Regions from separate parts of the Mus musculus genome. Here region 2 is linked to region 1. A link is a loop called in an ENCODE intact Hi-C map of the cell type or tissue named here. Cell type or tissue: left cerebral cortex. All regions are shown on one strand. Links, peaks and the distances in the headings refer to the core of each region. The heading gives the core; the rest is flanking DNA. Region 1 holds the start of Snora69 (small nucleolar RNA, H/ACA box 69). Region 2 has its middle 15 kb from the start of Gm14569.

Region 1 (16,761 bases), core at 5,633-13,632:
GGGGCAGAACGAGAGGCTTGGGACCACTCTTAGATTGTCCCTGATCGAAGAGCATGAATCGCCATTTGCACAGCGAGATGTCCACAGTAAGGGTTAACAGAACTTTGAGATCCCTTCAGAAGTTAGCGCGTCACTCCTTGGAGGCGTCTGCTAACAGCGCATCAGTCATTGCCTACTGGCAAGATTATGCTTATGGGCGTCTAGGTACAAAGTGGGTTTAGTATCTGAATTTGTTAAATAAAACCTCCAACTGGTCTAGGGGGACGAGTGCGCTTGGCCTTCGTTGCATTTTTTTATGTAATGGTGTTTGCCTACGGAGTGTCTAGGGCTCCGTAATCTTAGGTTAGCCAGCAATGTCACTTGGAGGTAGATAAGACTTACAGAGTACAGTACCTAGTGTCATTGACTTAAAACTGGCCAGGGTTTGCCTAACCTCAAGCCATCCTTGTTCCAGTAAGTCCGTTTCCTCTCCTACTCCAGCTATTCCGTGTTTCATCGCTGGAGCCCAGCAGACAGCCAGTTTATAGGTCAGACAGGACCTGGGCTTAGAAACTTGGTGCTGATTATGAGCCATGTTTAAGCCATTAACTCTTCCTCCAGAGAAGTGATGAGGATAAAGGACTTGGTGGTTCGAGGTCGGGGAGCTTTTCCTGGGTGTATGTTCTGCAGGCCTGATGTTAGTTTGTTGGAATTTGTGACTGAATCAAGAGACTAGGCTGTGGTGTCACTAAGCTGGTTGCATCTCCTCGTAGTCTTCTCACAAGACTTTCCGAATCAAGCGATTCCTGGCCAAGAAACAAAAGCAAAATCGCCCTATTCCTCAGTGGATCCGGATGAAAACTGGTAACAAAATCAGGTAAGCCTTCTCTTGTCCGGCTTGGAAATCGTTATGTTTTAAGTAACTTTGGGCATGGAGATACACAGTTGCAAAGTACGGTCCACCCCAGTCAATTAGTGTGCTGGGGACTCCCTTTTGAAATGTTTTTCCTTTTGTTTGGGTTGGGAGCACGGGGTTGAGAACTGGGAGGAAACACTTCTCCATTCATCAAATGGGTCTTGGGGCTCTAGCTCAGGTCATGAGGCTCCTTGGTAGTGACTAGCTTACTTAGCCCCCGAAATCCCTCCACAAACCTTTTATAAATGCTTCCTAATTTCCCTAGGAAGGCTTCAAGGGATTTGACTATTCTGGCAGGAGTGTTCTTTCCTGCAACCAGAGTTGAGCTCAGGACCAGCTGGGTCTTTGAGAGAGGTGGAAGGGATCGAACCCAGGGTCTCCCCCAGGCAAGGGAAGCGCCTTTCTGAGTTCTTTCTGTGGTGTGGGGGATGCAGGCCCACATGTGGTCAGAGGACAGTTGGTGGGAATTGGTTTTTCCCAACATGCTGGGATTAAAGATAAGCATTGCCCAGTTTTGGGATTAGTAAAAATCTGGGTGTGGCTCTGCTGGGGCAAAAAGTGAGCCTCCTTGTTCTTAATTTAGCCACTTAAGCTTGATATCAACAACCCACTCTAGCCTTACATTCGAGTTAATTACTATCTTCTGTCTTCTGGTATGGTACATGTATTTAGAGACTTTACTTGCAGTCAGGACTAGACTTTCAAACTTTGGTTCCCCCCCACCCCCATAGAGTGCTAAGGAAAGCTTTGAAGCACTAGGCAGCGGACCTTAGATGCTTTACCGGGTAGTCTTTTGCTTTTTGAAACAGTCTTGTTTAGCCCAGGCTGGCTAATCTGCTCCAACCTTCCAAGTAAGTGCTGAGGTTACAGGTGTGTGCCACCTTTATAGGTAACTTTGAAAGAAAAGCAGGTAGCAATTACAGTGCTTCATTTTGTGGGAGTACTGCCATTATCCTGCTGAAAGAAAAGCCATGTTGGTTGTTTCTGATTTTTGCTTTTGGGGTAAAAATCGTGACACCTTGACATGAACAGTTCAGAGACTGGTTAGCTTAGCTCTGCTACTTACTGTAAGTCCTTTTATGCTCTAGCAAGCGCTTTAAATAAATTCTCTTGTTCCTCTGAAAGTCTGACTCTGCTAGAGGAGCAGGTTTGTTGTGACCAACCCACCTTGTAACTGGTGGCTTCTCTTTGTACAGGTACAACTCTAAGAGAAGACACTGGAGGAGAACGAAGCTGGGTCTGTAAGGATTCACACAATGGCAAGACTGAGGATTTATACTGAATTGTCATCAATCAGTCCTACCAGATGGATTTCAACATTTAAACCTGGAGACTCTTCGTGTCTTGAATTAGGATGTTTGTCCAGTAATAAAATATAGAACCTTTCAAAATGCTTTTCTGGTTTATAAAGTACTGAATTGCCCTTATAAGACCCGATAAGGCTTCTTCTGTGGGGTAAAATATTGTTTCCTAGGAGCTAGAGATTACTCAGCAGATAAGGGTACTTGGTATTCTTGCAGAAGTCCTGGTTTTTGGATCCTAATACTCATAGTTTTTGTTTTAAACCTTAAGATTGAGTCCACATGTTTAAGCCACAGTGTTAGTGTAGAGGTCAGGACAACTGGAGTCCTCTGTTTTTACATGTGTTCCAGGTGTTTATGGCAAGGGCTTTACCAACAGCTATCTCAGTGAAAGCAATCCCCCACTTTTGCATAGTGGCTTTTTGTTTTTGTTTTTTTTTTTCCAAGACGGGGTTTCTCTGTAACCCTGGCTGTCCTGGAACTCACTCTGTAGACCATGCTGGCTTCAAACTCTGCCTGCCTCTGCCTCCCAAGTGCTGGGATTAAAGGTGTGCACCACCACCGCCCAACAAAGTGGCTTGTTCTAATCCCTTGTGTTATAGATTGAGCTCAGGGCCTCATGTAGGCCAGCACTCACAGCAACTGGACTGCACCCCTAGCCCTGTAGCAGTGGTTCACAACCTAGGGGCTGATCCTGTTTCACAGGGGTTACCTAAGGCCATTGGAAAACTTTACAAATCACAACAGCAAAATTATGAAGCAGTGAAAAATTTCATGGGGGGGGGGTCACCACAACTTAAACTGTATTAGGGTCATAGCATTAGGAGGGTTGTGAACCACTGTTCTATAGGCTCTTTAATATGAATGTGGACCTTGTGGGTACAGGAATTGAAACCAGGGTCTCTGCAAGAATAGTACTCTACTGCTTAGCCATCTCTTCCAGACCCACATAGCCTGAGAGAAGCTGCTTTAAGGCTGGGTAGTTGGAATCATAGGAACTAGGGGTTGGCAGTCTAGTCCACAGCCGCCTCCTGTAGAGATTTTTCAAGAGTATTCTGATAATATTACGATTCAAGCTTGTCTGAATTAGGTTTGTGCTGCCATATCCACGAGTCTTTTGAGTCAGGATCTCCCAGAGATCCAAGTGCTAAAATAAAAAAGCATGCTTGCCATGCTGAGCCCAGGTTTCTGCATAAAAGTTTAAATTTACATTTATTTGAAGATTAGTAATGTGTGGAGGTCCCAACTTTTAGCAGTATTGCCCTTTATGACACGGAGCCAGCCATATGCATACATAGAACTGGCCTAGCATGTGTGAGGGCTTGTGTTCTCTACCCAGCGCAGCAAAACTAAAAACTAGAGTCGTCATGGATGGCAGTTCTTTTTTTTTTTTTTCCCCTCGAGACAGGGTTTCTCTGTATAGCCCTGGCTGGCCTTGAACTCAGAAATCCGCCTGCCTCTGCCTCCCAAGTGCTGGGATTAAAGGCGTGTGCCACCACCGCCCCCGGCTGATGGTAGTTATTTAAATCCAAGCAGATTATAGAATTAACTTGACAAATTTCCAAGCATTTTCAGGGCTGGAGAGATGGCTCCGTGCTTGACACCACCTTGAAGGAGCAGAGTTTGGTTGGTTCCTAAGCACTCACATCAGGTAGCTCACAACCACCCGGGAGCATCCCAAGGGACCCAGTGCCTCTGGCCTCTCAAGGTACCTACAAATCCCGTACGCACAGACACAATTTAAAGATGAGCATTTATAGCCAGCTGTGTGGTAGCACACTCTTACCCCAGCATTCCAGGGGAAGATGTATAGTTCTTTGACTTTAATGATTTCTAGGACAGCTGGGGCTACATAGATTCTGTCTCAAAAAATATATACACATTTTTTTTTTTTTAAAGATTTATTTATTTATTATATGTAAGTACACTGTAGCTGTCTTCAGACACTCCAGAAGAGGGAGTCAGATCTTGTTACGGATGGTTGTTAGCCACCATGTGGTTGCTGGGATTTGAACTCTGGACCTTCGGAAGAGCAGTCGGGTGCTCTAACCCACTGAGCCATCTCACCAGCCCCATATACACATTTTTAAATTGTTTAAAGAGCAAGTTGGGACAGCATCAGAACCTGTTTAAGTGACTGCCAAGATGACAGTAAAGGTATATCAACTTTCTCATGGGACCTTGAGTGGATGACAGAAATGGAAGATATATGATGGTGTGAGATCCTTTGACCTGCTGGAGACGGGTGGTTGAGTAATTGGATTTGAAATGAGCTGGAAGCCTCAGTGGACTGTGCAGACTGGAGCCCCATGGGGGGAGTAACTGGCCTGGAACTCTGTAGACCAGGGTACCTGAAGCTCATAAAAGACCTGCCTCTGTTTTCTGAGCGCTGGAAGAGTGTCACTTGACCCAACCAGCTGTAGACTAGTTAGGGTATAGGCAGAATAAACACTTGGGGGGTTTGGTTCCCTCCCCCAGCAGTACGTAACATGCTGAATACCCAGGATGGTAGGGAGGGGGCTGTGATCGGAGCCACCTCAAGAAACAGGAGATGCTGCATGGATTCCAGCTCCAGCTCTGAAACAGTTGTTGCAATTTGGCGTAGGGACGGAAATGAAAATCCCCTGGGTGTGATGCTTCACACCTGCAACCCTACCGCTCCGAGCCTGAGGTGGACTTGTTAGCGGTTCAAGGCCAGCCTGGGCTACAGAATGAACAAGTTGGTTAAATTTTTTACAAGTCTATATAAAGGAACAATTTTTAAAAAACATTTAAACTTTTTTTTTCCTGTGTACGTGTCTGTGCATGTATGAATACTAAGTGTGATGGCCGAGTGCACTCAGAAGGAGTGTCGGATCCCTGGAACTGGAGTGAAAAGCCGCTGTGAGCTGCCTGGGGTGGGTCCTGGGAACTGAGTCCAGATAGACTCTCTGTAAGAGCACCAAGAACTGTTAACCACGGAGTCACTCCAGCCCCTATATTTATTTTATTTACTTATTTATTTTTGTTTTTTTGAGACAGGGTTTCTCTGTATAGCCCTGGCTGTCCTGGAACTCACTCTGTAGACCAGGCTGGCCTCGAACTTAGAAATTCACCTGCCTTTGCCTCCCAAGTGCTGGGATTAAAGGCGTGCGCCACCACCGCCTGGCCCCTATATTTATTTTTAATTATGTTTATGCATGTGTCTGGATACGTGCATATGCCTGAGGATAGCAGAAGTCTATTGGTGGGTCCTCTTGCTGGAGTCCCAGGTGTTTGTGCGCTGCTGGCCCGTGCTGGGAGCAGAACGTTAGTCCTCTGCAAGAGCAGAGTGTAGTCTTTAACTGCTGAGCCAGTCTTCAACTCCAGTCCCTACACAAGGCCAATGGTAACAGATAATTCTCCTATTTTACAGATGACGACAAAAGTTTCTTCTTGCTCCTGGCAGCTGTTTTATTGAGACAGTTTCATGTGTCCCAGGGTGGCCTAGAACTCACTATATAGCTAAAAGCAGCCTTGAACTCCTGATATTCCTGCCTTCACCTTTCAAGTGCTGGGAATACAGGTGTGTGGCTCCATGACCAGTTCCTAACTACCCACTTTTTAACTGCTTGGATCATGCTACGTAGCTGTTAGCAGGGTTTAAAATAAGAACCCTGTTGACCAGGGAATAATGTTGTAAATTCTTGGAGATACTGGTTGGAGTATTATTCATACTCCTATGACATTCTTTTCAGGAATGGTTCTCTAAAAAACATCAACCCCCTAGCTACACAAAGCTTTAGTGCGTGAGCAGAGAGCCAGCCCCAAAGTGTGATCTGCAAGGGTCCCACAGTCAAGACTGCAGGGCTCCAGCCGGGCGTGGTGGCACATGCCTTTAATGCCAGCACTCCGGGAGGCAGAGGCAGGCAGATTTCTGAGTTCAAGGCCAGCCTGGTCTACAGAGTGAGTTCCAGGACAGCCAGGGCTACACAGTGAAACCCTGTCTCAAAACAAAACAAAACAAAACAAAACAAAACAGAACAAAACAAAAAAGACTGCATGGCTTTGTGTGTTTTGGATAAACGAAGATGAAATGATCAAGAAAACTACTCTTGCTATGGTCTGGCAGTTAGCCCAGGAGGAGGGATCTTGTCCCTGGGGATATTTGACATTGTCTGGGGACCCTTCTGGTTGTAACGAGGAAGGGAGGTGCCATTAACAGTGGATGGCTTTTAAACATACTACAGCTTGCAGGCGTTAGTCCTCAACAGAATTATCCCGCAAACACCAAATCCCAACAATGCCTGTGCCGAGAAAGCCTGGTCCCATAGCACTACCCTGCCTGCCAGTGAGCCAGTGAGCTCTGACAGGCACAACTCAGCACACCATCCCCTGCTTCTTTCACAGATGCCCTGTTTGCTGAGTTGGATTCAGCAGTGTGGGTCTGCCCCTCACAGTACAAGATGCTGTGCCTTCCCTCAACTGGGAATGCTCCTCCTCCTCCTCCTCCTCCTCCTCCTCCTCCTCTTCCTCCTCCTCCTCCTCACTTGCTAAGTCCAGACTGTTCAAGTGGCAGCTTACTTTCTATGTTCACAGAGACCTTCTCCCTGAAGTTCGCATCTCCTCCTCCCAGTCCAGTTAGGCTTACCTCTTCAACCAGCCTCCGGGTTTACATCACAGTTGTGATTATAAACCTGCATGTGTGTTTGATTCATTGATTTCAGCCTTTTTTTTAAACCAGATTATGATCTCTGCAGGATAGACACAAGGGGGTGGCTTGCATACTGCTGTTTGTTCTCACATAGCAGCAACTAGTAGAAGCAGCTATGAGTTATCCTCCCCAGTAACACAATGCAAGACCACCGTGCCTGGTTGGAGTGTTCATGAATAGTGTAGCTGTGAACATAATTAAACGTATCTTTTGTTCAACAAGTACACATATTTCATTATATGTGACCTCGTCTTTATTTTTATATTTCCTAGTCTATATATAGACATGATGTCATTGTGTTTTTTGTTGTTGTTTGGTTTTTTTGTTTTTTTTTTGGGTGGGGGGGTTCTGGCTGTCCTGAAACTCACTCTGTAGATCAGGCTGACCTCAAACTCAGAAATCTGCCTGCCTCTGCCTCCTAAGTGCTGGGATTAAAGGTGTGCGCCACCACTGCCCAGCTCTTATTTTTTTAAAGATTTATTATTACACATAAGTACATTGTAGCTGACTTCAGACACACCAGAAGAGGGCATCAGATCTCATTACATATGGTTGTGAGTCATCATGTTGTTGCTGGGATTTGAACTTGGGATCTCTGGGAAAACAAAAAAACAAAAAAAAATGATATATGGAGGAAGGGGGATGGATGTAGGAACCCAAGGAAAGGGTTATATGTAGATGTCTTTGAGGCATGACATGGCCATTGTATTCTTTTGCTTTTGTTTTGTGACAAGGTGTCTATTGGTCCTTGTTGGTATCAGGACCTCTGAAACCCATAACATCACATAGGCAGAACCCGCAGATCTGTTGCCAAGGCAACAACCACCATATTCCCAGAATCCACTTGGCTCACCTGTGATTACATCATTATCCATATATAAAGAAAGCTCCCCCCTCCTTTTCTTTCCCCTCCCCCCTTGTCTTTCCACTGCCACCTTGCCCCTCTCTCTCCCAATAAACCTCACGTGGAACTGTTTGGCCTGGTGTGTCCCTTCTGAAGCTGAGCGACGTTTAAGATCATAACGGTCCCATTGTCTTAGAGCTTGATATAGAGATCAAGTTGGCCTTGAACTCACAGAGAGTCTCCTGGCTTCGCCTCCTGAGTGTTAGAATTAAAGACTCAGATGTCCACGCCCTGCCCATTGTACTCGAAATGGAAGTAGCTGTGATTGCTTGCTAAAGTAAGAGCAGCAGAAGATCGGGCCTAGCAACATTCCTTCACAGAATGGGAGGAGCTCATGAGGCCCAGAAAGTTTGCTGGGAGAAGGAGAGATTTTCCTCAGTGATCCTGTAAGGAACACTAATTAAACCCATTGGGTCATCTATTTAAAAAAAAACAAAACTAACAAAAAGACATGTAAAAGAGGAAAGGGGGGTCAGCATGGGCTAGCAAGGAATGAGAGGGGAATGAGCATATGATCAAAATATGTTATACACACATGAAAATGCCAGAATGATATCCATTATTATATACTTTTTTTTGATTTTTTGAGACAGGGTTTCTCTGTATAACCCTGGCTGTCCTGGAACTCACTCTGTAGACCAGGGTGGCCTCAAACTCAGAAATCTGCCCGCCTCTGCCTCCCAAGTGCTGGGATTAAAGGCATGTGCCACCACTGCCCGGCTATTATATACACTTAATATATACTGCTGGAACCTTTGAAATGGGGGTGGAAGAGATGGCTCATGGCTTAGAGGACAGGACATCCTGCTCTTTCAGAGGACCTAAGTTCAGTTCCCTAAGTTCAGTTCCAGTGGATCTTCCATGTGTAACGTGTGTAAACTCAAGCAGACACACGCATGCGCACAAGTAAAAACAAAATAAAATAAACCTTTAAGGAAAAAGTTGGCTTCCAGAAGAAGCAGATGCAAGCCTTTAAAGCCACTGAAAAATCAAGCAGGGTGCCCTGTCCCCCCCTCTTAAAATTCTTTTTATTACTTTAAATATCAAAGAAAACCCTAAAATCTAGAAGCATATTTTTTTTAAGGATTTATTTATTTTATGTATATGAGTACACTCTATATGTAGGTTGTGAGCCTTCATGTGGTTTTTGGGAATTGAATTTTTAAGACCTCTGCTCACTCTGATCAATCCCGCTCACTCAGGCCCAAAGATTTATTTATTATTATACATAAGTATGCTGTAGCTGTCTTCAGACACACCAGACGTGGGCATCAGATCTCATTACAGATGGTTGTGAGCCACCATGTGGTTGCTGGGATTTGAACTCAGGACCTCTGGAAGAGTAGTCAGTGCTCGTAACCACTGAGCCATCTTACCAGCCCCACCCCCTCTCTCTTTAGGCTTGATTCTTTCTGCACAGCTGCTTCACTGTCCTTCCTCCTGGCAGAGAATCAGAAATGGATTGAAATCACCAAATCTCAACAGCCAGATTTTGAGAGGAAAAACCCCATTGGCCCAAGTTGGGTCTCATTTCAAGTTGGGTGAAGAGCCAATCCAGAATGTCTCAAGGACCAGGTCTGTATGATCTTGCCTGTAAATAGGCTGGCTTGGGCTGAGCAGGCCTGGGCAAGGGCCTCTGTTACAAGAGACTTGTGTGCTGGCCATGAATCGCCTGGAGAGACGCCTTCCCTCTCTGGTCCTTTGTCATTGGCTGTTTGCTTCTTTCGTTCTCTTTCTGCTTTCTACAGTCATTTATGTTGACATTTGTTTTAAGTCTGGGTATTTTAGAGACCCCAAGGATGCTGACATGTGGGAAAGATGCCATATAGAATAAAAATGGAATAAATTCTGATACAAATCAGTTTATAGATTGTGGGATTTAAAGAAAACATGCTCTCTATGAATTTTTTGCTACATTTATTTATTTCATCATGGTGTATGTGTGCACTCATGCATGTGTGTAATATGTGATATGCCAGGACACACAAATGGAAGTCAGAGGAATTTTTTCTCTAGCATACGGACACCAGTGATGGAAATATTGCCAGGCTTGGCAGCAAGTGCTTTTACCTGTCACGCCATCTTTGATTTGGACTAGTGAGGAGTCAAAACTGAACCTGACATGGAGACACATACCTGCAATTCCAGCACTTGGGAAGTAGAGGCCAGAGGAAGAGGGTGAAGAGTTTAAGGCCAGTCCTAGGTACATTACAAAATCCATAAAAACAGAAAACCAAAAATGAAAAGGGGGCGAACAGTGGAATTAAATGTTACCTCTGTTTAGAGGCGCAGAATGAGTCTCAAGTTGTCATTCGGGGCTGCTACCGCCAGAGGGAGCCTTTGCAACGCTTTTCTGCATTGGCCTGATTTCCTGGTTCTCAGAGACTTGTATTTTAATGGAGTCTAAACAAGGTAGGGAGATGACTGACTGGGTAAAGCACTTGCCGAAGCCACATGAAGGCCAGATGTGTGTAGAGGTTACCCTCTAATTCCAGCACACGGGAGGTAACAAAACCAGGGCATCCCCAGAACAACCTCGCTAGCTAGATTAGCCCAGTTTTGGTAAACTTTGTGCTCAAGTGAGAGTCCTTGCCTCAATAAAGAGGAGAACAGGGCTGGAGAGATGGCTCAGTGGTTAAGAGCACTCACTGCTCTTCCAAAGGTCCTGAGTTCAATTCCCAGAACCCATATGGCAATTCATAACTGTGTGATGCTGTCTCCTGGTGTGCAGATGTACATGCAGAAAAGTACCCGTATCTATATAAATATGGAAATAAACATATATTTATTTTTATTATATTTATCTATATACATATGTAAATAAACCTTTAAAATATTTAAATATTTAAAATATTGAATAAAATTAAGAATAATACAGGGAAAATACTGGGAGAACAATTAAGAAAGACACAAGACACAGCCTCTGGCCTCCCCATTCTAAGGCACACATACATGTGGACTTCATATGTGCACATCCACCCCACACATACACAGACAAAAAGAATAAAGCAGTCTTAGGATCGTAGAGGAATATGGATGTAGGATATATGGGCATCCCATCTCCTCTTCTTCCTCCTCTTCCTTCTTTTGATGGGATGCAGGACCATTGTGTATATAAGGACTCTACTACTGAGCCACACTCTTCCTAGTGTCTGTATCTCCTGCTCCCAGGAGTCACCTTAAATGAAACCAACCTCTCTGGCTCTGGCTCTGGTTCTGGTTCTGGTTCTGCTCCTCTCCCCACTTTCTCTCTCATGCTTTTTCTCTCTGCCTCCTTCCCTCTCTAAATCCTGTGTGTGTGTGTGTGTGTGTGTGTGTGTGTGTGTGTGTGTGTGTGTGTGTGTCTGGCCTTGAACTCCTTGTCTTCCTGCCTTCACCTCCAAGTGCTAGGATTTCAAGTAGCCACTATTCCTAGCTAAAACTGAGTTCTTTTGGTCAGTTTTAACAACTTCTATAAGTAAAACATATTGAGATTGGGGATGTAGCTCTGTTGGTAAAATGCTTGCCTAGCGTGCATGAGATGGTGGGTTGCATTTTCAGCACTGCATAAACTGGGCATCGTGGTACACATCTCTAATCCCAACACTTTCGAGGCAAACACAGAGGGATCAGGAATTCAAGGCTACCCTGGGCTGTGTAGTAAGTTCAAGGCGAACTTGAATTACATGAGACCTTAACCACAGCAACAACTCATACACACACACACACACATTCATGGGGAGGGGTTGTGGTGGTACACACCTTTAATCCCAGGATTTGAAAGACAGAGACAGGCAGATCTTTTGAGGTCAGCCTGGTCAGTGGGTTCCAGGCTAGCCAGAGACATACAGTGAGACTCTGTTTAATATGTGTGTGTTTAATAGATATAGATCTAAGAAAAAACACTGGGCATGGCTTTGTCCACCTCTAATCCTTAGGAGATGGAGGCAGAAGGGCCAGGAGTTCAAAGCCATCCTCAGGTATATATTGAAACCAGCCTGGGCTACATGAGCTCCTGACTCAAAATAATAAACCAATGCCTGGCCAATCAATAGATGTTAGTAGTTGGTCTTTAGAAGTTCCTACAAAGGGGTAACCAATCATTTTCTGATTGAACTTGAGGCTGATTCCACAGGGGGAATTGATGGCAAATAGCATAAAAAGCCCATAGCTGGGCAAGCCATTGGCCCCAGCAGGGGACCTAACTACTATTGCCTTGCTAAATGGGCATTGTATCAAACACATAAACATTTATGTGTATATCCATATCCAATGCTGCTCTAAGCCTTGGTCAGGGGAGTTACAGGGGAGTCTGTAACAGGTAATACAGAGTCGCAACTGATCAAAGTAACCAAGTGCTCCGTCCTAAATATACTAAAGCTCTGGGAACATTGTGGGGAAAGGCAAGAAAGAACGTCGGAAGAGTGCTGTGAAACACCCATGAACTCACAGCAGCAATAGATCTCTGCACAAAATCTATACTACAGGGGGCCCATCATGGGTAGAGGAGGGGTTTGTAGGATTCCATCCCCTCCCTGAGGCTTTTGGGCAGGTAACAGGTACTGGATAAGTAGGATAGCTACTGATAAATTGCCCTGCTTGAGTAAATAATCCACTCATGCTATGCCGGCAAGTGTAATGAAATGCAGCAGGACACACACACACACACACACACACACACACACACACACATACACACACACACAGAGGAGTAGTGAATGTAAGAGGGAGACTTCCGGGGAAGACTAGGTTCAGTGGGAGGGGGAAAGGCATAGAGGAGACAGTTGTATGAAATTTTGAAAAAAAAACAAACAAAACAAATGACAAGCCAGGCGTGGTGGCGCACTCCTTTAATCCCAGCACTCGGGAGGCAGAGGCAGGTGGATTTCTGAGTTTGAGGTCAGCCTGGTCTACAAAGTGAGTTCCAGGACAGCCAGGGCTACACAGAGAAACCCTGTCTCGAAAAACAAAACAAAAAAACAAATGAATCTTTTTGTTTGTTCTTTTGGGACAGGGTCTCTCTGTGTAGCTCTGACTGTCCTGGAACTCACTCTGTAGAGCAGGCTGGCCTCAAACTCACAGAGATTCTCCTGCCTCTGCCTCCCAAGTGCTGGGATAAAGGGTGTGCACTACCACTGCCCAGCAGCAAACGCATCCATCTTTAAAAAGACTTCCCACAATGTCCATTTTCTTCTTTCTTTTTCCAGTTCTTCCCTTGCTGTGAATGGGCTTTCCTGGAAAGAAGCTGTGATTGGTTAGAGCTACGGTGGTGTGGAGAGGTTGGAATGTTGCAGGTCCAGAACCTAATTATACTCTCTATCTTGGGCCAGCTTTAGCTGCCTAAATAGCCTTTCCTTTCCCACCTCTGTATCAGACCTAACAGAGAAAGACCTTTTGGAATGTAGTAATGCCGCAGGCTTCCCCCATCTCCAAAGCTGAGAGTGCCATCAAATAGCATCGGAGGCTTGGAGCAGAGGGCTCCTTCATCTTGCTGCAACTGCTTCTCTGAGGTTTCCACCAATGCATTTTATTTTATTTTAAAGATTTATTTATTATTATAAATAAGTACACTGTAGCTGTCTTCAGACACACCAGAAGAGGGAGTCAGATCTCATTACGGGTGGTTGTGAGCCACCATGTGATTGCTGGGATTTGAACTCAGGACCTTCGGAAGAGCAGTCAGTGCTCATACCTGCTGAGCCATCTCACCAGCCCCCACCAACGCATTTTAAAAATGCCTTGATTTATAACTCTGTTTTGTTACTAAAACTGCCTCCACACTGGGCATTATGACATCCCTGGGAAAGCCTAAAATGTGTATTCCAGAGTCTTCACCCCTGAAATTATCTCCATAATAAACAGTGTCCTTCATTCCTTTGAGCTGTTTCTTTCAACAATATTCTTGTCCTTCATTTTCTCCCTCCCTTTAATGTTTTGGGGTTTTGTTTGTTTGTTTTGTCTTTTTGAGGATGGTTTCACTATGAAACCCTGGCTGGCCTTGAGCTCACAGAGATCTGCCTGCCTCTGCTTCCCGAGTGCTGGAATTAAAGGCACGCACCACCATACTTAGCCTTTACTTTCTTAGGGAATTTTACTGTTTGTGTGTGTGTGTGTGTGTGCGCGCGCGCGTGCTCATGTGGGAGCATGTGATGTATGTGTGCACACAGCAGCCTGTTGGATGTCTTACTCTACCACCGTGTGTCATATTCCCTTAGGACAGTCTCTCGCTGAAGCCTGAAGCTAGGCTGATAGCCAACACCCCAGCTATCCTCCTGTCTTTTCCTATCTCCGTGCTAGAGTTACAGGTACATGTATGAATACCCGTGCTTCTCCTTTTTCCTTGGGTGTTGGGTTCTGAACTCAGGCCTTCTTGTTGGAATATCAAGAGCTCTTACTAATGGCTTATCTCTACAACTCAGCTTCTCCTTATATCTTTATTTAATACTTATATATAATATATCATATTTCTATTTCATTGAAAAAACGTACATTGTGCCCCACTAAGTTAGTCTTGCAGCTTGAAAAGCATAGACATGCATGTATTAGCATATATGCCTATTAGTCTAGCATCAGGGCAATGGAGGCAAGAGGGTCAGGAATTCAAGGGGATCAGGAATTCAAGGCCATTCTTGACTATAGACTTAGTTCAAGGCCAGCCTGCACTATGAGCCCTTGTCTCAGAAACCAAACCAAACCAAACCAAAAGCAAAACCAAAATAACAACAACAACAACAAAAAAGGAAAACTCAGACCTGCTTAAGGAGATTAGTTCATAAATATTTATGGAATTTTAAGTATCATGATAGCGAATACAGAGGCCAAGGGGACTATCTAGAATTAGTACACTATCATCATGCCCACCATCACCACTACTATTATCATCAACCAGACAGGTCTCTCCCCCCACAGCACAGACTGGATGAAACTCAATATGTAGTCCAGGCTGGCCTGGAACTCAGCAATTTTCTTTCCTCTATGTTGGGATTACAGATTTGAGTCAGCTAAACTTCACATATTTTAAATTTTATAGTGTGGGGGTGGTAGATTGGCAGACTCTGAAACAGATTATGTCCCTAGTATGTAGTTACATAGTTTAGCTTCCAGAGTGACATCCGTGCATGTTTGTAATATTTATATCGGTATAGTTCAAATTTAATTTAGAACTCTCAGACTGGAAATGCTTTATACAAACAAACCCTTTGTGCTTGAAGAGATAGCAGTTTGCTTGCATTTTGAAGGCCGCTAGAGACAGTGTCTGCTGCTGCTATCTGTCTGTTGCCTGTACAGGTCAAGGAAGGAAAACTGCTGTGTTGCTCTACCTCTGTGCAACAAACCACAAGAGCTCAGAGCAAAGATTATTGTGGTCATTTTTTTGTGTGTGGGCAAAGAACTCAGGTTGACCTAGACTGTGTGCTTTGGTTTGGGGCAGTGGGGCTACCCAGCCTGCAGGATTTACTTCCATGATGGTTTCTTCACACATATACAGTGGGCTGGATTTTCATAGCCTTTGTTTGTTTGTTTGTTTGTTTGTTTGTTTACATGGCCTCTGATCTGCCTAGGTTTCTTTCGGTGGCTTCAGTTTCTTGTCCCCGGGCTGACCACAGAGCACTTTGCTGTTCAGGTAGCAACTGACTTGATTAAGTGACTTAATAGCCAGGGACCAAAAGTAGCCTGTTTCAGGAGACTTGGGCCTTGAATCTAGAACTAGTGTCCTGGCTAGTCTTATGCCAAGTTGACACACAAACTACAGTTATCTGAAAACAGGGAACCCTAATTGAGAAAATGCCTCCATAAGACCTGATTGTAAGACATTCCCTTAATTAGTGAATGATAGGGGAGGGCTCAGCCCATTGTGAGTGGTGCTATCCCTGGACTGGTGGTCCTGAGTTCTCTAAGAAAGCAGGCTGAGCAAGCCAGTAATCAACACTTCTCCATGCTTCCAGGCTCCTGCCACATTTGAGTTCCTGTCCTGACTTCCTTCAATGATGAACAGCAATGTGGAAGTATAACTCTAATGAACCTTTTCCTCCCCGACTTACTTTTTGGTTATGGTGTTTTGTTGCAGCAATAGAAACCCCAAGTAAGACAACTTGTAACTGCTTTATGGGCCTGGAAACCACAGGACACACAAGGCCCTCTGTTTAACTTGATTTGGGGCATTGGGAAATTGGTTTTTGACAGGAAGAAACTTTGAGGCAGGGTCTTGTGTAAGCCATTCTGGCCTTGAACTCAGTATATAGTCAAGGGCGACCTTAACCTTGTGATGCTCCAGCCTCGACCTCCCGAGTTCTGGAATTACAGGCGTGCACCACATCATAAAATAAGCTGGGGATGTAGTCTGCTTCATAGAATCTTTGCCCCGAGTTCCATCCCCAGCACCACATACACTGGGTCTGGAGGCACATGTTTGTAATCCCAACACTCTGGAAGTGGAGGCACGAGGATCAGAAGTTCAAGGCTATTCTCAGCTACGTCATGAATTTCAGGTTAACCTGGGATAGCTGAGATTCTGCCTCAAAAAAAAAAGAGTAAAAGGAAAACCAGAAAACCATCAAAGAAGGAAGGAAAAGACACGGGAAGTGGGGGAGAGAGAAAAGAAAGGAAATATAAAAGAAAATTGAGCCTGGGTCCAGCTATGCTTCGCCTACCACAATCAGCAACAGCTTTGGGACTTTCTTTTTTTTTAAGATTTATTCACTTATCATATGTAAATACACTGTAGCTGTCTTCAGACACACCAGAAGAGGGCATCAGATCTCATTATGGATGGTTGTGAGCCACCATGTGGTTGCTGGGATTTGAACTCAGGACCTTTGGAAGAGCAGTCAATGTGCTTAACAACTTAGCCATCTCTCCAGCCCCCAACTTTGGGACTTTCAAGTTCTTCATTTGGTATTTTTTTTTTTTTTTGAGACAGGGTCTCACTATATGGTCTCAGTGGCCTCTGACCTGTAGACCTCCTGTCTTTGCCTCCCCTGTCCTCGGATTATAGTTCCACACTGCTGTGCCT
Region 2 (16,761 bases), core at 4,567-12,566, 570 kb after region 1:
TGAAGATTGATTGTTGGAGGAGTCAAAGAAGAAGGGAGAGGGGAGGAGGAGGAAAAGGACAAAGAAGGAAGGAAAAGAAGTTTGGACTGGGAGATACCATTAACAAACACCCATACACTAGTCTCCCTTTATCTAAGGTTTGTCTGTAGTGTTTTCCACTACCCATGGTCAATTGTAGTCCAATATTACATTATAACACATACACACACACACACACACACACACACACACACACACAAACACACACACACGCACACTCTCTCTCACAAACGAGAACATTCACATAGCTTTCATCACAGTATGCTGTCATAATTATTCATTTATTATTTCTTATTGTAAATGTCTTCCCTACCATTCTAGGCCAATATTTTCCTTCCAGAAGTCTGTCACAAATAATGATTGTCCTTGGGACATACGATGATTTTCAATGTTATGAACACAGATCCCACAAAACAGTGCCCTGGGATCACTTAAGGAAGTGCCCTAGTCACCGTGCATCAGCTACTGTGGTGAATGAAAACAAAACAGTGGCTGGATTTCTGGAGGCTTAAAATGTAAGCCAAAGAGACTAGATGTATGCATATGAAACAGCCTGAAAATAAGACAAGACAATATTTTATCTAATGTGTGATTCCTACCAGGTTTTGAGCCTTCCTAAGGTACCATGCAAACACAGTCTTATTATCTCATTCCCATCTTTATAGCAGCCCTTTGGTCTAGATTGTGTTAGTGTCTCCAGTTTCAGCCAGAGAGCACATTGTTTTCTCTAGCACACTTGATAAGGGCAGGGAGAGCTAAGACTGCAGCCTCAACTTTTTATTTTGACAAAGTCCAAAAAATAAATACTAAAGGTGTGTGTGTGTGTGTGTGTGTGTGTGTGTGTTGAGTATTTCACTTATATTCACCAACTACTGTTTTTAATGCTTGTTTTCTCATCCTTTCTCTGTCTCTTTGTATTCACACATAGCTATGCATTTTTCTGACCAAATTGACGATACATAGAAAGCACCACTGTACTCCCCCTCTAAATATTTCAGCATACATCTGACATTTTTTTCTCACAAAACCATAATGCAATTATCACACCACAAAAATGTCACCTGGATTCAGAATTTTGTGTTTTACTTATATTTTGGGGTGCTAGGATTGAAGCTGGGCTATGCACATGCTAGACACACAACTCCAGCTTTGCCGTCAGCACACTTTGTACTTTGAATTTTGAGACAGGAGCTCACTAAGTTTCCTACAACGTCTTTGAAGCCCCCTCCTTTCCCTCCAGATCACTCAGTCGCTCACTTGCTCAGCCTCCTGTGAAGCTGAAATTACAGGTCTGTGACAGCAGACTCTGGTTGGAGTAGGATTTGAATCTTGTAACTCCAGAACCCTGAACACAAGTACTCCAGAATATCAGCAGTGATATTCCCCAGGAAAGTCTAGGAGTTACAGGACAGATGTTCTGTGTGCAAACAATCACTCTGGTTCAAAACCAATGAAATGCCTTTTCTGTCCCTGACTTCTCTCCCCTCTGCTTCCCACTCCTAGGCTACAGTCTAAAACTCCAGAAATCGGCCCATTTTACATTTCCTCCCCAAAGGACGCATCTTTCTTTCCCAGCTCTGATAAGTTTCTATTCTGTTCTCTTTAGACTTATTTAAAAAGTCTAATTAGCTCTTGAATTCCTTGGCTCCAGGGTACAGAGAGATGCAAAAGAGCCTAAGAGCAACTGGTAGTTTGCACATAGGATACAGAGAAAAGTGGGCGCCCACAGTTCCTGATCGGGTAAGAAACAAGTCCAACCCTTTTTGGATCTGGTTCAGAAGACAGTTCCTTGCATCCATTCGGAGCCACGTGTATGTGGGTGTTTGGAGGAGAAAGGTGCCCCCTCGTGGCACAAGGTTGTGTCTATGGCCTGGGCTCCTAGGTACTTCCTAGGGTGTTCTGCATAAAGAGCTAGTGGCTGGCTGAGAAGCTCTGCTGCTGGTAATTAAGGTTGCCCGAAGACTCAAAGTAAGTAATCTGGTCCCAGTGGACATCATAGTGGATCGTGGCAGCGCTCTGACATGCAGGGTAGGGGGCTGCACCTACCTTAGCAGAATGCTTGCAGTAAAGAAGAACAGTGAGCAGTGACCCTGGGGGGAGAGGGGATGCAGGTGGTGCCTCACTTGGGAGTGGAACTTGCAACATCTCTCCCATGTGTGGGAGTGCACCACATAGGTGGGGCAGAGCACCGCTGGGAGAGCTCCCACAGTGCCAGGTTCGAGCGCAAAGCTGAAACAAGAGAATCCCTAGAGAAGCAATCTGGAGTTTTGGGTCATCTCCAGGCCTCTCGGTGTCTGGGCCTTTTCTCCTTCCTGCCAGAGTTCCAACTTGGCACGGTCAAGCTGCTCCCAGGGAGTGAGGAGCTAGAGCTGGACTTTCCCCCAAACCACTGCAGGACTTGCTCAATTTACTTATCAAGGCAACGAGGGAGGTAGTGCAGGGAAAACTGTGGAGCTGCAGAGAATGTGCCTTTGTGCCGTTTCCTGGGCACCGAGGCACTTTACAGCAGTCCCGTGTCACCAGTGTTTCTAAGAAGTGATTCAAAAATTGAGGAAGGGAGAGCTGTACAAGGAGGGTGTCAGTGGGGCATATGGACTATGGAGAGAGTCTTGGACAAGAGCACAGGCCTTAGCTTGCAAATGTCAAAAAAACATCTTGCTAGTGTTCACTTGATGCTCCCAACAACCAGGAGAAGGAAATATAACGAGAAAGGAGAATTTGGATTCAAGAAAAACACCTGCAGGTTTTTGTTTGTTTGTTTTGTTTTGTTTTGTTTTGTTTTAGCTGTCACAATTTTCTAAATTGATTCCAAGCTGTATTTTAAAAATGTATTCCATGCAGTCCCTCAGTTATTTGATAGAGAACTATCTCAAAATAGTATATTCTTTTTGAAATGCAGGCTCAGTGTGTAGCTCAGGCTAGACCCAAACTTAGACTCTTCCTACCTCTGCCTCCTAACTAGGATTACAGGCATGTACTTGTAATGGTTGTAATGGATGGTGGTGGTCTGGCTTTCAGCATATTCTTAATATGTGTGCATAGTGTTGTTTTGGGATTTGTGTGTATATTTTAAGCAGAAGCAGTTCCCACGGGGAGAGTATAACCCTGACAGATGTAGCCATGTGCTTAATGAATGAATATGTTGACATATAGGGTTATTTACCATTCACTAGCGAAGCTACTTTACATTTTCCTAACTCTCTTCATCTGTTACAAGGAATCCAACATAGAAACACAGCTTCCTCATTGCAGCTATGGAATAGCCAACCTGCAGGTTCAAAGTGGCCTTGTGGCATTTGGAATGATCCTTCATATGAGGTGCTAAGGTGAGGTGCTTTGGGCATAGAGATATGGGATTAAAAACATTAATGCCCTACCCCCTGCAGTGTCACTGTAACCACCTGCTCCTACTCTCTTGATGGTGATAAGACATGAGGCATTAGAAAATGAGCATACTTATATTAAAGTGTATTAGGGTTCTATTAGGGAGAAAAAGGTTTCTTGGAGGATACTGATCATGGGAAAAAGTTGAGACAGGCTACGATATAAGTTAACTTTTTGGCCACATGTATTAATATCCTCTGGGCCTGGACTCTGGGATCCCTGCTGGTCTCTTTATGAAGTGTCCTTGACAACTGTTTTAAGGACACATCTCTAGATCTCTCCCCTTGTGGCTGTGCCCTTAGTGGATGGCTTTGGACAGATACTGTGGACTTTTAGAAGGCTCTTTCTGTAATCTCAGATGACAGAGGAATTGAGAGTGAATGGTGAACGCTTTGACCAGACGGGTGGTGATGGTCATGATGGTTGAGATTTCACTGCTCTCAAATGAGTGGTAAGCTCCCTCTCTGGGATTCAGGGCCAGTTCCTTTTAGATTCTTCTTCTTGCAATTCACTTGGGTTTGCTTTTTCAGGGTGCCTTCATTTTAGTATTTGTTTCCCATGGCAGGATCTACCACAGCCTAAGATGTTCAGGATGGAAATAAAAAAAGCCTGTTTTCTTGGCTTCAGGCGGATAAATCTGGACTTGAGTTCAAAGGATGGTCTATTTAAGAAGCAGGCCATTCAGGGACTGTAACTCAGTGGATGGATAGAGTACTTGCCTTGAATGTACAAAGCCCTGGTTTCAATTCCCAACAATGCATAATAGTGGCATGGTGGTATATACCTGTTAGCCCAGCACTTAGGAGGTAGAGGCAGAAAGATCAAAAGTTCAAGACCATCCTCTTCTACAGAGGGTTGAAAGCCAGCTTGTCTTAAGTAAGACTATCCACTCCCCTTCCCAAAGTGTGAAAGCAAAGTTGAAAAAGAAAAGGCAGGGGAAACAGAGACAGCGAGTTTGAGGAGGTTGAACAGCCAGCGCCCATGTAAATAGATGGCACAGAATCTCTTACAAGGTCTGAAACATACAGGAGACAAAGTACACAACAGCAGTATCTACTTTAATAGCTAGCTTTGTGCTGAGTCATCAGAGTGAAACATTTCCTTTTTCTTTTCTGGAGCCCAGCAAGCATACTATCTGGCACAAGTACCTGTTGAAGGATGTTGACAGAATCAAGGTATACTTGAGGAGTTAGCTTCTTAGGGGATGCTCAGCCCAGGGAACAGTGATTCACCAGAGTTGGAGTATGTGAATACAGCTCAGTAGAATGTAATGAAAGGAAGACAGAGGCACTTATATATAGTGAAGGTGGCGGGTGTAAGTCTCTGAGCTTTTGTTTGGGTTCAGGAGCAGAAGATAGGGAGGAAAAGCATGCTACTTAAATACTTAAACATTCATGATTCCCCCAATAGCCCCGGAGCATGTCCCATTGTATATCCATTTAACAGGGGTTTTCCTAGAATCACTGTTTGACTGTATCCTCAGGATTACATGCTTTTAACGAACCCTAATAGGACTTACAAATGGAATCTACTAAACAAACACACCCCCAAACAGGAACTTGGGTATGTCTCCTCTCTAGCTCATGTCTGTACTCAGTATTTCATTTCTAGATATAGACATTTACTTGGAGATGTTTAGACAGTGGTGGAAATGAGTATACTTGGAGCCAACCAGATCCCAACAGATGTTGACTGACTCCCTTTTCAAGAACCTCAAGGGAACAATACCATGTTTCAGATGGGAGATGAAGGAAATTCAAGGGAGTTCAGAATCTAATCAGATCCTGTTAAGGGTAGGACTGCTGACTTCACGAGTGGGAAAGGATTCTGTGGTTCATGGGGTCAATGATAAAATTAGAATTCTGTATATTACCTGCTAGAGAAAGGATCAGTTAACAGTTAGAACAAAAGCATCCACCAAGGGCACTTGGCAACCAGGTGGGCCTGCTGCAAAGGTGACTTTGTGTTTGGCAGTTTCCATTTCTCCTGTGACACAGCATTTCTGACCTGAACAGTTTCCATTCCAGGTATTCTGGGCCTGCGTCTTGACCATCTCTACAGATTTTTCTTCTGCAAGCCACTGGAAGCCAAGGCTGTGGATCTTCCCTTGGCTAACTAATACATTGTTTTTCTATGGCCCAGAGATTGCTCTTGGATACAGCAAGATGTGCTGGTAAGTCGTTGGGCATTTGTGGATTAACCCTTAACTAATGTGTTTTTGATAGGCCCTATGTGCTATGTCCAGTGAGAGTGGTGGACTTGGTCATCTGGAGGACCTGGTCAGAATGATGAGACACTCAGGTCATGCTAGCCAGTTTCTCCTCAGTAAAGAACAGGATTCAGGAAGGTGAGACTGACAACTCTGTGGTCCTGATGAGGGGCTAACTATTGTCAGCCATGCACTAGTAATACCCACCCACTTGGGTGCAAACCTTGTTTGACAGCCTCGGGAATAATGCAGAATGCCACTTCAGATTAGAGACGACAAATAATGGACTTTTTCTGAGCTCCACTTGCTAACATTCAGCATCCTGTGCATTCTTCTTGATCATCCAATCCAGATACTAAACCTTGTGTGTCCCAGTCGTCTTGGGAGGACTAGTTGTAATTTCTCAGCCAGTGAGCTCAGACCCCATTTCCCCTCCTTGATGTAATTAAGGGTGTGGCCAATGGTCATTAGTATCCTCACAACACTTTTTCTTCCTCTTTCTCTCTCCTTTCTTCCCTGCTTTTAAAAATTAATGTATTTTGGTGCTGGAGAGATGGTTCAGCAGTAAAGAGCACTGGTGGCTCTTACCAAAGATCTGAGTTCAATTCCCAGTGTCCACGTGGTGGCTTAGAACCATCTGTTAACTCAGTCCCGGGGGATCCCACCTTCTCTGGCCTCTGCTGGCTCCAGGCATGCATGCAGTGCACAGACATACACTCAGGCAAAATGCTCACACACACACAAAGCTAAATATATAAATATAAAATTATTTTACTTTTAATTAAAATATAATTACATCATTTCTTCACCCTCTACTCCCTCTAATCCTTCCCAGGTCCTCTATACTCCTTCTTAAATCCATAACCTCTTTTCTTTAATTATATGTTATATATTTATAATATATTGTAAACACATAACTGCAACCTGCTGAGTTGATTTAGTGTTGCTTGTATGTTTTGGTTTGAGGGATGACCACTTGGTATTGAATAACCAGTTAAGGGGTTCATCCTTTTGGAAGTCTAGTTCTCCCTCTCTGCATTCATCAATTGCCTGTAGCAATTCATCTAAGGTTAGGATCCCATGAGGTTTCCCCATCTACATTGCCATGTTAACTGGTGGTGTTCTTGCTCAGGTCTTCTTTAGGCAGACTTATTGCCGTATCTGGAAGACAATCTCACAGCAGAGTTCCTTGTCCTCTGGCTCTTAAAATCTTTCTTCCCACTACAGATCTGAGATGTTCTCTGAACCTTAGGTATGGGGATTGTGTTGTAGATGTATCAACTGAGCCTGGGCACCCCACGGTCGGTAGTTCTCTGCCTTTTGGCAAGTTGCAGCTTTCTTCATTGCTCTCCTCTGACTACTGCAACGAGAAGTTTCTTTGATGAGTTGTGAGAACTAACCAAAATTTCCTCTGCTTCCCCACCCCCAGGTTATTTATTTATCCATTTCTTTCTTTACTTACTGTGGTGAAGACGGAACTCAGGACTTTGTCCATACTAGAAAAATCCCATGCTTTTGAGATAAACCCATACTTTCCCCTAGTTTTCAAGAAATAATTTAAAAACTCCAATTCCCAGGCAAGTAAGACACATGGGCACTGCACTTTGCTAACTGACATCCTGTAGTATACAAGTCTACATGTTTTCTGCTCAAGAACAATGGGCAGATTAATAGGTGTTAATGAAGTGACAGGTACATCAGGGACAGATAACATCTGTACCTTGAGTAATTTCTTGACCTTTGTTTATTTACAACATAGTTAAAAATATTTGCCTTTGTGAAAATGAACTTAGGAGGGAACATTTTGGAAAGTGTTTGGAGTTTCTCTGAAGGTACAGTTGACTGGTTTCATTTGATCTTTAAAAACACTCTAGGGAGCAATCTTTTTCTTAGACCAAGATGTAGTTTGCTTTGGAAGAGTCCTATTTCAGTAGGAGCCTAAATTTCAGCCCTATGTAGGAACCCATATATTTATTTGTAAGCTTTTTATGTTTTATTTGTTTCCCAACTGAATTGGCAAATGAATAATTTTATATGCTTATGCTATACAGTATGATGTAGCTTGTACATGTGTGTGCTCACACATGTTTTTGGTAGGTGTGCCTGCGTGTGCACCTGCAGAGGCCAGAGAAGAAAGTGTGGCATCCTGTTTTCATCACTGTCTGTCTTATTCCTCTGGGACAGGGTCTCTCACTGAACCTGGAGGTAGGCTGGATGACCAGCGAACTCCAATTTTTTTTCCTGTCTCCATCCTCTGCGTGGACACACCTAGCATTTTTTTCTTACACGTGGGTGCTAGAGATATGAACTCTTATGTTTGAGCGGCAAGCACACTTACCACTGAGCCATCTGCACAGTCCTCAAGCATGATGTCTTCATGTATCATACACACTGTGGTGTGTTTAAATGAGATTAATGCTACATAGCTTTCTCCCTGCAGCGACTTTATGTTCAGTCCTTTGAACACTTTCTGCTGCTCTAATGTTATCATACTAGGAGTTCGTTCACCAATTTCTTAAGCAACATAATTCTTTGTCATTTGTTACTTCTAGAAATTAGAAATTAAGCCGGGCAGTGGTGGCGCACGCCTTTAATCCCAGCACTTGGGAGGCAGAGGCAAGCGGATTTCTGAGTTCGAGGCCAGCCTGGTCTACCGAGTGAGTTCCAGGACAGCCAGGACTACACAGAGAAACCCTGTCTCAAAAAAATCGAAACAAAACAAAACAAAAAACAAACAAAACAAAATAAAAAATAAAATTAGAAATTAGTATTCAAAGTGTGGTGTATAATAGTGTTGCTATTTCTCACTCGCGTATCCCTGCTGGCATAGTGACTATAGTTCAGCTGATGTGCATGGCTTGACACTTTTACGATATCTTTAATAAACTATTAAAGCCACTTGTTCAACACAAATCGATGTACTTTGTAATCTGCCAGAAAAAATGTGTCAACAAGCTAACGTACACTCAGAATGCCAGGTTAAGTTAGTAAGTAAGAAGAGTTGCTATTTGACTCAAGTACGTATGATACCCTCAAGGTAGAGGTTCCTAACTTCCAAGTGAGGTGGAGAGCAATTTTGCTCCCTTGAGAACATTTGGCAAAGCACTGAGATATTTTTGGTGTCAAAATTGGAGGAAACGTACAATACTGACATCTAGTGGTTACAGAGCAGAAATGCCACTAAATATCCATATCCATATCCATATATATGTTTGTTTGTTTTTGGCTTTTCGAGACAGGGTTTCTAGGTGTAGCCCTGGCTGTCCTGGAACTCACTTTGTAGACCAGGCTGGCCTCGAACTCAGAAATCCGCCTGCCTCTGCCTCCCAAGTGCTGGGATTAAAGGCGTGCCCCACCACGCCCGTTTTTATTTTTTATTTTTTTAATTAGGTATTTTCCTCGTTTACATTTTCAATGCTATCCCAAAAGTCCCCCATACCCACCCCCCCAATCCCCTACCCACCCACTCCCCCTTTTTGGCCCTGGGGTTCCCCTGTACTGGGGCATATAAAGTTTGCAAGTCCAATGGGCCTCTCTTTGCAGTGATGGCCGACTAGGCCATCTTTTGATACATATGCAGCTAGAGACAAGAGCTCCGGGGTACTGGTTAGTTCATATTGTTGTTCCACCTATAGGGTTGCAGTTCCCTTTAGCTCCTTGGGTAATTTCTCTAGCTCCTCCATTGGGGGCCGTGTGATCCATCCAATAGCTGACTGTGAGCATCCACTTCTGTGTTTGCTAGGCCCCGGCATAGTCTCACAAGAGACAGCTATATCTGGGTCCTTTCAGCAAAATCTTGCTAGTGTATGCAGTGGTGTCAGCGTTTGGAAGCTGATTATGGGATGGATCCCTGCATATGGCAATCACTAGATGGTCCATCCTTTCATCACAGCTCCAAATTTTGTCTCTGTAACTCCTTCCATGGGTGTTTTGTTCCCATTTCTAAGAAGGGGCAAAGTGTCCACACTTTGGTCTTCGTTCTTCTTGAATTTCATGCGTTCAGCAAATTGTATCTTATACCTTGGGTATCCTAAGTTTCTGGGCTAATATCCACTTATCAGTGAGTACATATTGTGCGAGTTCCTTTGTGATTGGGTTACCTCACTCAGGATGATGCCCTTCAGGTCCATCCATTTGCCTAGGAATTTCATAAATTCATTTTTTAATAGCTGAGTAGCACTCCATTGTGTAAATGTACCACATTTTCTGTATCCATTCCTCTGTTGATGGGCATCTGGGTTCTTTCCAGCTTCTGGCTATTATAAATAAGGCTGCTATGAACATAGTGGAGCATGTGTTCTTCTTACCGGTTGGGACATCTTCTGGATATATGCCCAGGAAAGGTATTGCGGGATCCTCCGGTAGTACTATGTCCAATTTTCTGAGGAACTGCCAGACTGATTTCCAGAGTGGTTGTACAAGCTTGCAAACCCACCAACAATGGAAGAGTGTTCCTCTTTCTCCACATCCTCGCCAGCATCTGCTGTCACCTGAATTTTTGATCTTAGCCATTCTGACTGGAGTGAAGTGGAATCTCAGGGTTGTTTTGATTTGCATTTCCCTGATGATTAAGGATGTTGAACATTTTTTCAGGTGCTTCTCAGCCATTCGGTATTCCTCAGGTGAGAATTCTTTGTTCAGCTCTGAGCCCCATTTTTTAATGGGGTTATTTGATTTTCTGGAGTCCACCTTCTTGAGTTCTTTATATATATTGGATATTAGTCCCCTATCCGATTTGGGATAGGTAAAGATCCTTTCCCAATCTGTTGGTGGCCTTTTTGTCTTATTGACGGTGTCTTTTGCTTTGCAGAAGCTTTGCAATTTTATGAGGTCCCATTTATCGATTCTTGATCTTACAGCACAAGCCATTGCTGTTCTATTCAGGAATTTTTCCCCTGTACCCATATCTTCGAGGCTTTTGCCTACTTTCTCCTCTATAAGTTTCAGTGTCTCTGGTTTTATGTGGAGTTCCTTAATCCACTTAGATTTGACCTTAGTACAAGGAGATAGAAATGGATCAATTCGCATTTTTCTACATGATAACCGCCAGTTGTGCCAGCACCATTTGTTGGAAATGCTGTCTTTTTTCCACTGGATGGTTTTAGCTCCCTTGTCAAAGATCAAGTGACCATAGGTGTGTGGGTTCATCTGTGGGTCTTCAATTCTGTTCCATTGGTCTACTTGTCTGTCACTATACCAATACCATGCGGTTTTTATCACAATTGCTCTGTAGTACAGCTTTAGGTCCGGCATGGTGATTCCACCAGAGGTTCTTTTATCCTTGAGAAGAGTTTTTGCTATCCTAGGTTTTTTGTTATTCCAGATGAACCGTTTTTATTTTTTAATTAAGTATTTTCTTCACTTACATTTCCAATGCTATCCCAAAAGCCCCCCCCCGACTCCCCCACCCACCCACTCCCACTTCTTGGCCCTGGCGTTCCCCTGTACTGAGGCATATAAAGATTTTGCTTAAAAGGACCCTGATATAGCTGTCTCTTGTGAGGCTATGCCAGGGCCTAGAAAACACAGAAGTGGATGCTCACAGTCAGCTATTGGATGGAACACAGGGCCCCCAATGGAGGAGCTAGAGAAAGTACCCAAGGAGCTAAAGGGATCTGCAACCCTATAGGTGGAACAACAATATGAACTAACCAGTACCCCGGAGCTCATGTCTCTAGCTGCATATGTATCAAAAGATGGCCTAGTCGGCCATCCCTGCAAAGAGAGGCCCATTGGTCTTGCAAACTTTATATGCCCCAGTACAGGGGAACGCCAGGGCCATTCTTTTCAAATGTGCGGCTAGTGAAAAATACTGTCTTCAACTAATATTTTTACTAAGGCATAAATCTGGAGGATCAACCTAGTGAGGAAGGTTAACCGTTAACACAGCCTTAACCACGTGTGGCTACTGAGCTACACTCAGTATGACTAAGCAACTGAAGGTTTAGTTTTATTTAATTTAATTCAACTCAAGTTGACACATGTGGTTAGTGCCTTCTCTGTGGAATTCTTCTGCTTTATTACCTTAATTTAAATTTTTAAAATATTTATTTATGTTTTAAAGAGTGCCAAAATGGTTTTAATGTGCTTGCTTTAAAAAATTAAGAAACAAAAGGAATTTGTGAGTCATTTACTTACAAATATCAATAAAAATCTAATTTAAATGTCTCTCCATTGAATTTAATTAATGCTCAAGCCAGAAAAATTAATTAATCTTAATTAATTAATCTTAAGAGTTTTGAATAAGGGCTATACATTATGATGTTGTGCTATGTATGAGGTCTACTCAGCACGATGCGGTGCATCTTATCAAAACACTCTATGTTGTGTTGAGTATTACCATGACATTATTTCTGTCAATTTTAGAGGTCTCTGGACCTTGGTTGAAATCTCTCTCTGTGGGAATAATGAACACTTATAATCACAGTAAGGCCACAGAGATTCACCAAATTACCTGTGAGAGAAGTGCCCTTCTCTTTTTTTGACTACTATTCTGAGCTTTTCTTAGCATATAGTAGTATTCAAATGACTGTTCTTAAATTAATGAGCTATCATCGTTAGCTTATGATATAGGTACTAAACGGCTCTATTTAACAGGAAAATTTAGGTCTCAGTTCAGTATTTTGCTCAAGATCATAATATTCACAAGAGGCAGGAGTCAAACCTAGATTTCTCCAACTCCATAGCTTCCCCCCTTGCAAATGTGTGTTAGTGTTATACTTCTTTCCTAAGGAGATCAACATGCCTGATTTCTTTCTCTTCGTGAGAAAGGCATGCCTTCTGCCAAGCTATGAATCTGCTATGAATCATCAGAAGAGCACAGGCAAAAGATCTGATTTTATAAATACCATACTTCCTTTATTTCCCTACTCTTGACACCTCTCAATCTGCTGCTAGACATGTTCCATTATGCTCCTTTTATAGGGCAGGAAACTTAGGTTTACAGAGATTGTGTGACTTGTTGAAGGCCTTACAACGTGTCAGAGTCTACAGCCGTGGTTCTCAACCTTCTTAATGCTGTGACCCTTTAATACAATTCCTCATGTTGTGGTGACCCCCAAACACATTATTTTCGTTACTACTTCATAACTGTAAGTTTGCTACTGCTATGAATCATAATGTTAGTATCTGATATGCAGGAGATCTGATATACGACCCCCAAAGGGGTCACAACCTACATCTACCAGGACTTCTGGTCCTTATAAAACCTTCAATTCTGTTAGGGAGATTTTTTCATCCAACGTAGCTGAGGCTCATTGGGGGGTGGGGGGGGAAGGACAGGTTTTGTATTGTTAGAGCAGTTAACAATTTTTGAAAGTAGAAACATAAAGTGGTTTATTCATCTGATCTGAGCGCAAGCTCGAACATTTAGTACAGAGCTATCTATTACAAGCAATACATTTTAACAACAGAACTCAGTTATCTAGTACAGCGTGTAAGGGAGACGCTCTAAACGAGGGCTAGAAAAGACAAATGAACAGTGAAGAGATAGGAGCATGGGAAAGTCTAGATATGGAGAAGAAAAGAACAACAGTGACACCCAAGGCATTGTTTTTCAGAAAAAAAAAAAAAACAAAAACAAACCGAGGTTACTGAGGAGATAAAGTATTTGTATAGCCCAAGGTCTTCATTCCTTATTTCCTATCATGTGGCCTTTGTGTGCCAAAGAGCGATTCTACAAACTGAGGGTCATCGTGTTACCTCTGCATCCTTATTCGGATTTTCCCCTATAAACCTAGCTGTCCTAGAAAAATAGAAAGTCAGAGGGAAACTCTTGAGATTCATGGGTGTGGTATGGAATGAACCTGTGATCCTAGACCTGGGGATGTGGGGAAAGGGATCCTTGGGGTGCTGTCTAGACAGCCCAGGTGTCTAGCCAGGTGACACCCAGGTTACTGATGAGACACTGTGGTTAAAAAACAAAACAAAACAAAACAAAACAAAACAAGACAAGACAAGACAAGACAAGACAAGACAAGACAAAACAAAACAAAACAAAACAAAACACCAAAAACCAAAACCAAAAACAACAACAAACAGGTGAGTAGTTCCTGAGGAGAAACATTTGTGGTTGTCCTTTGACCACTATGTGAGTGTGCAGGCAATAGGGGAATAACAGTCTCTTTAGGAGTAGAGGAAAGAGTCTGATGAATCTTCATGAAGTCTGCAACTCTGGACATTTTTTAAAATAGAAAAAAAAACAGTTAAATTTCTAAACGACTGGGGAAAAAAAAAGGAGATTGCTCTGAAAATATTACCAGGCTTTCAGAAAGCCTCCTCTTAAAGCTAAGCTCAGCTGGTTAACGCAGGCACACTTTGTAGTGAAGCTGCAAAATGTGACCTCTCTAAGAGGAACTGGCAACTTTGGAAGAGGATCCCAGTGATTATAAAATTCAGATGTTGAAGGGACTAAAATGAACCCCAACCTCCAAATCTAGCTCATCCTCTAAGCACTTAGACAAGGAACTGAGGCTCACTGAAAACACTAACTGGGGACTCAGGTGTGTTCTCTGCAAAAATTCCTAGAGTCCTCTATGGGGACTCATATTTATGCATTTATTTAAAAAATACATTCTGTTGGGACTAAGGAGTTGTTGGCTCCCTGATTAAGAATGCTTGCTGCTCCTCCAGAGGACCCTAGATCAATTTGAAGCACCTCCAGGTTGTGCAGCTCACAACAGTTTATAAAGTCTAGCGCCAGGGTATCCCATGTCCTCTTCCAGCCTCCCCTGGTAACTGTACACACATGGCATGCACACATGCACACACAAGGATACACATAAATACGAATAAATCTTTTAAAAATGCCGCACTCCCTCAAACCAAAAAGTCCTTTTCCTTTTTTGTCATGAGTTATGTCTAGAGATTATAAGAAATGACTTTTTCTTCATCTCTCTCATTTTGTCCCCCACTTCCTTTTGGGTTACGATGTTTGCTGTTGATTTACAGGCTTCTCGTTGAACCCTGTCCTCACACCATTACTCTTATATGCAGTCATAGTTTGTAAACCTCCATGGAGCTCTCCCTCCATACAGAAATGTGCTATTATTCGCACGTGATCACATTTATTCTTCCTGGGCTTCTGTCATTCTCAGTGAACCCAGTGGGGCAGACCTTCCCACCAGCATCTAAGTGTTCGTTCTGTGCACTGTGAGGTCACGGAAGACTCTACATCCAATGTGGCTTTTTCATTATCCAGTTCCTGATGACTAGGAATTCTTGTGCCTAAGATACTCAACATGTTTCAGCTCTCCCACTATGCTTCTCATTACCACTCTTTCTTGGGGTAGCATTCCTTTATGGAAAGAGCTTCATAAACATCAACGAGTTCTTAAAGGGGCAATCAGTCCTACTGCTTTTTTGGCTTAGCAATAGTGTGCCATGAATATGTGATTGAGTGGCAAACTTTTGGAGCATACACCCTTGAATTGGCTGGTTTTGGAGGAGAAAACTCCATTCTGCCCTTGGCTTTGGGGTTTTTTTTCCTTTCCTTTCTCCTTCCTTCCTTCCCTTCCTTCCCTTCCTCCTCCTCCTCCTCTTCTCTCTCTCTCTCTCTCTCTCTCTCTCTCTCTCTCTCTCTCTCTCTCTCTCTCTCTCTCTCTCTCTCTCTTTCTTCCTTAAACAGGATCTCACTATGTAGCCCCTAAAGCCTATATATAGACCAGGCTAGCATAAAGATCCTCTTGCCTTTGCCTCCTGAGTTCTGAGATTAAAGACAGTAGCCACTATGCCTGGCTTGAGTTGTGCCTTTGTTTTGAGTCAAGATTTCAGTATGCAGCTCACACTGGCTTTGAACTTGAATCTCCTCTTGCCTCTTTCTAGAGTGTTGGGATTGCAGATGTGTCATCATGTGTAGGGTTCTGGGCCATTCTCTCTAACTAGTTGCCTTATATCCTGGCTCAGCTCTAGGCCATGTATCAAATAAGATCCCTTTTTACTGTTGTCCCATGCAGCCCTGGGGTCTCAGGGCACACAGTCCTTTTCCCAGTCTATTGCTCTTCTGTGGCCTGCCAATACATTCCAGAAGCTTCTCAATTCTGCTCCAATCCCTGAACCAAAGAAGCATGAGTCAAATATGATAGCAAGCTTGACTCTGAGCAAGGCAATTACATCTCAGAGTTGAGGCCAACATCCTCAAGACCCTTCTAGACACCTAGGATTAGTGGCTGTCATCTGCTTTTCCTGTCTCTTCTCTAGCTCATCTATGCTGACCCCTAGTGTCTCAGGGTTCATATCGTCTAAAATCAATCTGCATAGTAAGTGGTCTCCTCTATCAGACCTTGCATGATTATTGCAACCTTCTCTGACAAGTTCCTTTTAGTCCTGTTGCTTCAAATGGAGTGAGCCACAACAGTACCTCTGATGCAGGCATGCCCACTTTTGAAAAAGTGCTTGGTGTGTGTGTGTGTGTGTGTGTGTATGTGTGTGTGTGTGTCTCTGTGTGTGTGTGTCTGTGTGTGTGTGTGTGTGTGTCTGTGTGTGTGTGTGTGTCTGTGTCTGTGTCTGTGTCTGTGTAACTGCACCTGTGTGCACGTGTTGGCTGGAAAGCAACCTTGGTTGTTGTTCCTCAGGTGCTGTCTCCCTTACTTTGTGAAAACAGGGTCTTTCATTGCCCTGGGTCTGGCCAAGTAGGCTCACCAGCCCAGTGAGCCCCAGAGCTCGGCCTGTCTGACCTTTTGGTATTGTGGCATAATGTTGTCTTTTACAAAGTTGATGTGCAAGAACTGCAACAGAGTTTTTTTAAATTGCCAAGCTCTCTCATAGGAATGTAAACAAGTGTATGGTTTTGTGTTTGGCTGCATTCATAGCTCTCCTCAGTCCCGTGCAGCCTATAGGCTGGGAAACACTCCTGGGAAGGCTCCTGTGGCCAGGGAGGCTTCCTATTCCCTGTTGTCTTCTGTGTTGTCCCTTTCAGCTTTCACCTTCACTTCTTTAACCCATTCACCCCTAAGTCTCAGGTATTGGTATTGCTTACACGTTCCCTGCTAAACTCAGCATTGTGGCACACCCAGGATCCTCACCCTTCTTTTTGACCTCTGGGCCCTTGTATGACACATGCTGACAATGGACCTTCTAGTTCTCTGCCTCATAAATCTCTAGGGAAGAAAACATTTGTCTGTCTAGCTAGC

Evidence for each region. A loop is a pair of places that touch in the nucleus more often than their neighbours do. Peaks named below come from ENCODE experiments on the same cell type or tissue, not always from the same donor. Only the 100,000 strongest peaks of a DNase experiment are listed, where the experiment ranks them.
Region 2: it touches region 1 in a loop (5-fold over the local background); 3 of 42 quality-filtered maps call a loop at or near these places.

Annotation. Positions count from the first base shown.
Region 1 is chrX:37,068,080-37,084,840 of GRCm38, reverse strand. Rpl39 (ribosomal protein L39) reads left to right here. Exons shown (of 3, transcript NM_026055.2): 2 at 753-856; 3 at 2,092-2,323. The coding sequence ends at 2,140. It overlaps Snora69 (small nucleolar RNA, H/ACA box 69), which reads left to right and starts at 1,808; the gene lies at 1,808-1,929. In left cerebral cortex, for the core only: a CTCF peak has its summit at 10,106 (motif pointing right); a DNase peak (open chromatin) is centred at 10,110.
Region 2 is chrX:36,499,039-36,515,799 of GRCm38, reverse strand. It overlaps a transcript of Gm14569 not described here. Among named protein-coding and RNA genes, the nearest start is that of Gm14569, 15 kb to the right of the region's middle. In left cerebral cortex, for the core only: a CTCF peak has its summit at 8,777 (motif pointing left); DNase peaks (open chromatin) are centred at 8,751 and 12,447.